Linked DNA regions of Homo sapiens: region 1 is linked to region 2. The links are chromatin contacts, found by Hi-C or POLR2A ChIA-PET in ENCODE. All regions are on one chromosome and are shown on one strand. The core of a region is the stretch at or near the end of the contact, and the rest is flanking DNA. Distances in the headings are between cores, read along the strand shown.

What was found. A loop is a pair of places that touch in the nucleus more often than their neighbours do. ChIA-PET counts read pairs that join two places held with the same protein, here RNA polymerase II (POLR2A). Pooled maps may share reads with other maps.
Region 1: a loop to region 2 is called in a map of chondrocyte, with 6 times the contacts of the local background. The contact joins the promoter of SYNC here to the enhancer-like site in region 2. A Hi-C loop is called at or near these places in 2 of 168 maps with a recorded cell type or tissue (K562 and chondrocyte), 2 of 37 single-sample maps with no recorded cell type and 5 of 50 pooled maps. POLR2A ChIA-PET finds 5 or more read pairs at or near these places in 4 of 52 experiments (GM12878, H1, WTC11 and 1 more).

What each region holds. Positions count from the first base shown.
Region 1 is chr1:32,701,101-32,705,964 of GRCh38, forward strand. SYNC (syncoilin, intermediate filament protein) reads right to left here and starts at 1,670. Exons shown (of 5, transcript NM_030786.3): 1 at 1,508-1,670. The coding sequence starts at 1,560. RefSeq lists enhancers at 1,138-1,903, 1,904-2,669 and silencers at 2,030-2,079, 2,130-2,219.
Region 2 is chr1:32,446,096-32,450,339 of GRCh38, forward strand. No RefSeq gene overlaps it. Among named protein-coding and RNA genes, the nearest start is that of ZBTB8B, 17 kb to the right of the region's middle. Within about 2 kb of position 2,861, at least 4 of the 41 ENCODE cell types and tissues checked have a DNase peak (open chromatin) inside an H3K27ac peak, as active enhancers do.

The sequences.
Region 1 (4,864 bases), core at 420-2,919, 250 kb after region 2:
AGCCGGGTTTCACCATGTTGGCCGGGCTGGTCTTGAACTCCTGACCTCAGGTGATCCGCACACCTCGGCGTCCCAAAGTGCTGGGATTACAGGCGTGAGCCACCGCGCCGGGCCCACAATATACTTCTATCTATCTAACAAATTTCTACTCATCCTTCAAGCCCTGCTCAAACTTCATCTCTTCCGTAAAGTATCTCCCAGACAGCCCCATGTGTGTTCTCAGGGCACTCTGTATGCAGCACATCTTCACACTTATTGCTCCAGTTACAGAAGTACATGTGTCTGTCTCCCTGATAGTGAGTTTCCTAAGGACAAGCAGAGTTCTCATTCTGCTCTATATCCTAGGGTGGGGCTCTGTAAGGGCAGACAGGCAGAAACCAGATGAACTCCAAGGAGGAAATCTGCCCAAGGTCGAATGGCAAAGCTGGAAGTAAAACCCAGGCCTCCTGACCTCCAAGCTGTGCTGTTAGCACACATCGTGCTGCCTCCACCACCCCACCCATGGTGCCAGGCCTCTGCTGGGTGCTGCCCTCACACAGCCGCCTCTTTTAAACAGAGAGAGGAGGGAAAGAAGCAGATGACAGGAGGCTCAGAGGAGAGGAAGCCAGCTTAGTTGGGGCCCCTGACCTCGGGCTTCCTTGGGCCCTGGGCAGCCTGCCTCTGCCACTCTGTCCCTGTCCCCAGAGAACCGCAGAGCTCTCCAACCCTGTTCAGGGATGTGGCTGGGAGTCCATGTGACATTGTGCAGGCAAGAGTCCGTGTGTCTGACTGTAGCTGTAGGTGTGGACAGCAGTATGGGTGAGTGTGTGTGTGTAAGACCGCTCAGCTTTGTGCCCCTGTGTGACAGTGAAGGGGTGTCGGGAGCTATGTATTTGCACCCTCACCTCTTGGTACACTGGGAAGTCCCAGAGCCACAGTATGACCTGGGACAGAAATACACCTCACCCCAAACCCCTCAGCCACAGGTCCCTTCCCCCAATAATCAGCCGTGCCCTGCCAGGAGGGATAGTGGGGAGGGCCCCTGGACCCTTCCCCCACCCATCCCAGGCCAGACGGGAGAGAACAAGCCCTGACAGACTCTTAACTTCAAGCTGGCAGATGCCCAGCCTTGCACCAAGTGGCTTCCACACAGCCACTTCAGCAGGGGAGGCCTCTGTCTCCAACTGACATTTGCAGGGAGGAATGAAGGCTAGCGAGAAGTGTCTTTGGCTGCTATGGGCCAAATGGCACTTGAGCGGTGGATGCCCACTCGCCTGGAAGGGTTAATTTTCATGTAGTCCCGGGAGGGGGAGGGGTATTATAAAAAGCCACAGACAAACGGAGGTGCCAGGACCCCGGGACGGCCCGACTCCCCGATGTCCCCTCACGAGGCGGCTCCAGTGCCCCACCCCGGCTGGACCACTACCCCTAGACAGGCGAAAGACGCCCGCGGTCGGGGGGAAAGGGAACCCGTCCAGCAGCACCCCTTCCCCAGCGGGGCGGCGACGCGGGCCCGGCACTGTCCTACCTCGCGGCCTGGGCGGCGCCGTCCCCGCCGCGCCGGGGCTCCGGGCTGGCCATGGCTGCGCGACCCCGGGCTGGCGGCCGCGTTATTAATAGCCGGGCCCGCGGGCCCCTCGCTCCGGCGCCCGCGCCCGCCGCACTGCCAGCTGCAACCGACACCGGATCCCGGCCGGCCCCGGGCCGGGCGCGCCCACTTGGCCGGGGCTCCTGCCGGGGGAGGAGGGAGCGGCCGCGCGGACCTGGGGGCGGGGAGAGGCTGCCCCTCCCGGACCAGCCTGGGGCGGGGGTGGGAACGGGGGCCTGGAGCTGTCTTTCCAAACCTCCCAGCCCCCTCGTCTTCCCGAACCTTCTCTCCACCCTTCCTTTCGTGAGGTCCCGTTGCAGGGGGAGTCAGAAGGGGGGTCTGAAGCCCCAGGGAGCACCTTCCCTGTCCAGCCTGGGAGGGTGGAGGCAGGGTTGGGCGGGCTGCTCAAAGGGAGCCAGCACCCCTCTCCCGCGAGTGTTTGGGGGTGTCCGCTGCCGCTCAGCGCCCTCTGGTCCCCACCCAAGAGGGGAAGGGCCGCAGCCACCCTCTGGGCACTCCGGGCTGTCCCCGGCAGCTGTCGTGAAGGGCGGGGCAGGGCGCGGCCGGGGAGGAGGGTTCACGGCCACACCCCGCGCGTTTGGGGACAGCCTGGAGCCTGGGGGCGGGCTGGGTGGCTGGGGTTAGAGAGAACTGCGGAGGAGTTTACGCCTATCACATTGAGTCCATATTTAACCCCACTTTCTGCCCCACCCTTTGAGGCTTCCTGGGGTCTCTCTCCTGCTCCACCTGTCACCCCACTCAGCCCACTTCTGTCAACTTCAAGACATACCTCCCCCCACGTCCTCAGCCCACTAGTGTGAGGGTCAAACCAGCACTGACGTCTTTCTCCCCAAGAGAGAAGCTGCTGGGCCCCTTCCCAGACCTGGGCTTCAGGCGTTCTTCCTTCGGATTCCTTTTTCCACTTAGCTACCCTGTCTGGGGAGGTCTTTGACTCAATCGCAGAAGAATGCTGGCACCATAACAAGCCCCAGGGGCTGGGGTGCCTGGGAGGCCGGTGGGGGAAGCATGCCGTGGTGTTGAATGTGTGTGGGCTTGTGTGCCCCTGTGTGACTCTGCGGTGATTGTGGGGTACATGTCTGTGTGTGAGCATGTGGATGTGTGATTGTGTGATCTCAGGGTGAATGTGTGTGGTGATTGTGCCATGGTGGAGTGTCTTTGTGGGGCTGGCGGTTTTGACTCTGTGTGGGGGGCATGCATATGGTCCCGCTTGTGACTCTGACTGTGTGCTTGTGCGTGACTGGGGGTTGATAAATGTTCATTCATCCTCGCGTCTGAGTGTGCTGCCTGTGGCTGTATATTTATATTTCTCTGTCTAATGCAAGGGGGTGGAAGATTTAACACCCAGGGCAGCCAAATATACCCTTGTAAGGTACGCACGAGAAAAAGCCAGGTTTTGAGGCTGCTGGTCATTTTCTGACTTACCCCCGAACTATTCCAGGGGAGGAGGCTGGCGAAGCCTCAGCTGCTGGGCATTTGACATCTGCTGCCCGCCAGAGGAGAGCTAAGGCAGCAAGGGCAGGCCTGCCAGAGGCTCTGTTTGCTGTGGTACCAAGCAACAGGCGGCAAGGGTGGCATTCAGAAGAGCTGGCTCTGCCCCTCCAACCCCCAGCCCAGGACCTGGCCTTAGGCTGTCCCTAGGACTGAATTTCTGACCCGCTCCTACCCTCCTGCTCAGCGCTTCTTTAGGCTGAAACCCTGAATTCCCCAGGGTCCCAGAAACTTCCCCACCTCCAAGCCTTTGTTGTTGTTTTTTTTGTTGCTGTTGTTTCTTGCAGTCAGGGTCTCACTCTGTCATCCAGGCAGGAGTACGGTGGTGCAATCATGGTTCACGGCAGCCTCAACCTCCTGGGCTCAGGTGATCCTCCCATCTCAGCCTCCCGAGTAGCTGGAACTACAGATGCACACCACCACACCTGGATAATTTTTGTATTTTTTGTAAAGACGAGGTCTCACTGTGTTGCCTAGGCTGGTCTCAAACTCCTAGGCTCAAGCAGTCCTCCTACCTCAGCCTCCCAAAGTGCTGGGATTACAGGAGTGAGCCACCACACCCAGCCAGGCCTTTTCTGCTGCTCCCTCTGCCTAGAAAACCCTTTCCAGCTCTTCACAGCCCACCTTTTACTCTCCTTCAGGTCTCAGATCACATCTCACAGAGGCCTTCTCTGATGCCTCCCCACCCCCTGCCCATAATGTCCACCCATTTATTTTTTTGTTATGGGCTTTTTTGTTTTGTTGGGTTTTGTAAAATTTTATTTAATAGAGATGGGGTCTCACTATGTTGTTAAGGCTGATCTCAAACTCCTGGCCTCAAGGGATCCTCCAGACTCAGCCTCCCAAAGTGCTGGGATTACAAGCAGGAGCCACCATGCCTCACCCCATTTACTGTTTATCCCTGTCACCCTGTTTATTTTCTGTGCAGCACTTATCAATCTGCAACAATACTATTCATTTTCTTTCTTTTTTTTTTGAGACGGAGTCTCACTCTGTTGCCCAAGCTGGAGTGCAGTGGTGCAATCTCAGCTCACTGCAAGCTCCGCCTCCTGGGTTCAGGCCATTCTCCTGCCTCAGCCTCCGGAGTAGCTGGGACTACAGGTGCCTGCAATCATGCCCAGCTAATTTTTTTGTATTTTTAGTAGAGACGGGGTTTCACCGTGTTAGCCAGGATGGTCTCGATTTCCTGACCTCGTGATTCGCCCATCTCGGCCTCCCAAAGTGCTGGGATTGCAGGCATGAGCCACCGCTCCCGGCCAATACTATTCATTTTCAATTATTTTCTTCTCTGCTTCCCCACTAGAATGGAAGCCCCATGAGGGCAGAGACTTTATGTGTCTTGTTTACTGCTGTGTCTCCAGAGCCCAGCACAGGGACTACCACATAGTAGGACCTTAAAAAAATTGTTTGTTTTTGTTTTTTATAATAATAACAATCATTTATTTTACCCACAGATCTGTGATTTGGGCACGGCTTGGTGGAGGCAGCTCATTTCTGCTTCACGTGGCATCAGCTGAGGTGGCTTGCCCAGAGGTTGCAGAACTCGCGTCCAGGACAGCTCACTCATGTGGCTGGCAAGTTGATGCGGTCTGTCAGCTGGGAGCTCAGCAGGGTATTTGGCTGGGGGTCTTGGTTCTCCTCCACATGGGCTTTTCCACGGGTTGCTTGTGCTTCCTCATGGCATGGTGGCTAAGTCCCAACAGTAAACGTCCCAAAAGAACAAGGCAGAAGTGAAAGGCATTTTTTTTGAGCTAGCCTTGGAAGCTACACACTGTCACTGCTGACCTA
Region 2 (4,244 bases), core at 1,611-4,110:
GACTTCACAATCTTCGACATGCCTCAACCTTCTGACTTGTTGCAAACATTCCTTTTTTTTAAACAACCAATTAATTTACTTTAGGATAAGAATTTACCATATAACATTCTTTTTATATAAATTCTTCCCCTCCTTTTTTTTTTTTTTTTTTAATTTTCTCCAAAGCAAACTTCCTTCATGTCTGTGGACTAGACTGCCTAAGGCCACAATATTAGAAGTTAGGATAATAAATGTTACACTGTTAACTTTTAGCAAATTTTACTTTTGTTGAAAACCTTGTAAGTTTGGGATTTCAATTATCCTTTGCTATTAATAAGAACTTATTTAGTCTAAATTAACTTAGAATTGGTATAGACGGTTCCTTCCTTGGTTCTGTAAGTGCTTTAAGGCTTGGCTGAGTGCAAACAGCTCCCAGGTTTGAGCAGACCAACTATTAGGCAATTTTCCCAACTCTGCTTCTACAAGAGTTTCCCTATCAATTACTGAATACCCATTGTGGTTTTTTTCCCTCAATCACCTGGGAGGAACCATCTATCATCCTGTCCTGACGGGAGTTCCTCCTAGGTCTGGTAGGGCCTTTGTATGGTAATTAATTAAGATTTAGATACCCGGTTAGGAAACCTGCTGGGTTAAGGGAATTATCAGTGGTTAATGTTAAATCATCTTTTTCTAACAGAATAGCCCCATACTTTAAGATTTTTGAGTTAGTAAGCTACCTTTTTGCTATTTTTTTTTTTTTTGACTTAGGTTAGTTCTGAACTGGTGAGGTGTGCTCACAATGAGATTTCCTCTAAAAGTTATTTTTGTACTTTCTTCTGCTAGCAAAGCAGTTGCCTCTACAGACTGAATGCACTGGGTTAAGGATTTTTATTTTTATTTATTTATTATTAGTTTTTGAGACAGAGTCTTGCTCTGTTGCCCAGGCTGGAGTACAGTGGCGTGATCTCGGCTCACTGCAAACTCCGCCTCCCGGGTTCATGCCATTCTCCTGCCTCAGCCTCCCAAGTAGCTGGGACTACAGGCGCCCGTCACCATGCCCAGCTAATTTTTTGTATATATTTTTTGAGACGGAGTCTCGCTCTGTTGCCAGGCTGTGGTGCAGTGGCACGATCTTGGCTCACTGCAACTTCTGCCTCCCGGGTTCAAGCGATTCTCCTGCCTCAGCCTCCCAAGCAGCTGGGACTACAGGCGCCCGCCACCATGCCCAGATAATTTTAGTAGATATGGGGTTTCACCGTGTTAGCCAGGATCTAATGATCTCTTGACCTGGTGATCCGCCCGCCTCAGCCTCCCAAAGTGCTGGGATTACAGGCTTGAGCCACCAAAGCCCAGCCAAGGATTTTTGATAGGAAGGCTAAAGGTTGTCAGTGGCCTTAGTGCTTTCCCGCTACACCTTTGTTATCACTGAAAACAAGGTTATATTGGAGTGTTATAGGGTCATGGAGAAGACCTTTGATTATCAATTATAGGTTTTAAACTTAGCCTGGCTTTTAAAGGAATAGGGTACACTGTTTTCTCTTTACTACTTTTATCTCTTTTTTTCTCTCTTTCTCTCTCTTTGACTCCCTCTTTGTCTCTTTATCTCTCCCTCTCTCTGCCCCTCTCTTTTTCTCTCTTTCCTCTCTGCTGGTCTTTCCCTGCCTCTGCCAGCCACTTATGCTGCTGTTCTCCCCCCTCCTTCCCCTTCCCCTAGGGGAGGCACCAGTGGGAGTGGAGCTACTTTTTCTTCCCCCGAGAAGAAAGAAAAGGGGGGGGTTGTGTGAGGTTCAACCCCACCCCCCCGCCATAGGCATTTCTCACCTCTTTTTTGAGGTTCAACCCCCCCATGGGGATTTCTCACCTCTTTCTGGGGTTCAATCCCCACTCATGGGGATTTCTAACCTCTTTTTAACCTCCGAGACATCCGACTAAGGAATACTTCACCGCCCCCCACGGCTTTCTTTCCCTAGTCCTGACTAAGGAATGCTTTACCGCCCCTGCACTTTCTCTCTCCTTGGTATGTCCTAACCAAGGAATGCTTTACCGCCCCGCGGCTTTTTCCTTAGTCCCGACCACCAAGGAAATACTTTACTGGCTCCTGCGGCTTCTCCTTCCTTGGTCTGTGTGGGCGACAAGTCACCCAGGTGCCAAGGCAAGAGACCGAAGGCACGAACTGTTTCAGTATAATAAAATAAATAATTAGAATAAGAATAGTTATATTAGAAATAGAATATAGACATGATTATATATGAATATTATTAATCATTAGTTTGTAGCATTACTCTTTTATTAATAACTTCTGTTCTACAATTATAATTTAGGAAAACCAGGCCATACAGAGTTAGGAGCTGAAGGGACACCGTGAGAAGTGACCGGAAGGCAGGAGTGTGAGCCCTCTGTCATGCCTGGACAGGGCCACTAGAGGGCTCCTTGGTCTAGTGGTAACGCCAGTGCCTGAGAAGGCACCCGTTACTTAGCAGACCTTGGTCTAGCGGTAGCACCAAAGCCTGGGAAGGCACCCGTTACTTAGCAGACTGGGAAAGGGAGTCTCCCTTTCTCTGGGGGAGTTAGAGAACACTCTTCTCCACCACTTCTTGTGGAAAGCCTGACATCAGTTAAGCCCGCCTGCAGCCATCTGGAGGCCTAAACGTCTCCCTGTGATGCTGTGCTTCAGCGGTCACTCTCCTGGTCCACTTTCATGTTCCACTCTGTACACCTGACTCGCCTTCTAGATAGCAGTAGCAGAATTAGTGAAAGTATTAAAGTCTTTGATCTTTCTGAGAAATGCATAGAAGAAATGATGACGTAAGCTGTCCCCTCTCTCTCTCCGCCTCAGCTACCAAATAGGGAAGGGCCCCCTGTCCAGTGGACATGTGACTTGCATGACCTTACCTATCTTTGGAGATGACTCACACTCCTAACCCTGCCCCCTTGCCTTGTATACAATAAATAGCAGTGCGGCCAGGCATTCAAGGCCACTACCAGTCTCTGCGTCTTGGTGGTAGTGGCCCCCAGGCCCAGCTGTCTTTCTCTCTCTTTTGTCTTGTGTCTTTATTTCTATGATCTCTTGTCTCTGCACACGAAGAGAAAACCCAAAGGCCCTCCCAGGCTGGACCCTACAGAGTCATCGCTGCAGTATGTGAGGCTCCTTTACGCTAGGTTGCTGGCCATTTTGTTTTTCCATGTTGCTGAGAGCTCGGCTTATTCCTTGCACTGGGTGGGTCTTGATTTCTCACCCCTGAGGCCACCACTAGGGGGCGGGGCATGCCTCCTCAGGAGAGAGAACCAGAGACCATCCCTGGAGGGGAATGTAATCCCGGATGAGCCCCCAAATTCTTGTAAATAAAGTTTTGGTGCCGCAAAAGATACAGCACTCAAATATAAAATTTTCTTTTTAATTCTCAGCAAGGCAAGGTACTTCTATAGAAGGGTGCACCCTTACAGATGGAGCAATGGTGAGTGCACACTTGGACAAGGGAGGGGAAAGGGTTTTTATCCCTGAAGCATGTGGCCCCTGCTGCTGTGTCGTTCCCCTATTGGCTAGGGTTAGACAGCACAGGCTAAACTAATTCCGACTGGCTAATTTAAAGAGAATTACTGGGTGAGTGGTTTGGCAGGAAAAATGGTTATGCAGGGTGGCAAATGAGTCAGGGCGGAGCAGGTAGCAGGTAATCGGAATGAGTCAGGGTAGAGCAGGTAATTGGAATGAGTCAGGGTGGAGCAGGTAATCGAAAAACTTTCCTTTATGAGGAAGTTAAGTTTAAAAGTAGAAGGCAAAGAATTGAACATACGGACATATTGATTCTTCGAAAATAAATTTAGAACTCATATCTAACATGTTGTTGAGTTTAAGAGTCTTTTTGTTTGTTTGTTTGTTTTTGAGACAGGATCTTGCTCTGTCACCCAGGCTGGAGTGGAATGGTGCAATCATAGCTCACTGCAGCCTCCAATTCCTGGGCTCAAGTGATTCTCCCCCCTCAGCCTCCCGAGTAGGTGGGACTATGGGGATGTGTCATCACGCTCAGCTAATTTTTAAATTTTTTCTAGAGATGGGGTCTTGCTATGTGTCCCAGGCTGGTCTTGAAATCTTGGCCTGGCCGGGCATGGTGGCTCACGTCTGTAATCCCAGCACTTTGGGAGGCCAAGGTGGGCAGATCATGAGGTCAGGAGTTCGAGACCAGCCTGGCCAACATGGTGAAACCCCACTACTAAAAATACAAAAATTAGCCAGGCATGGTGGCAGGCACCTGTAATCCCAGCTACTC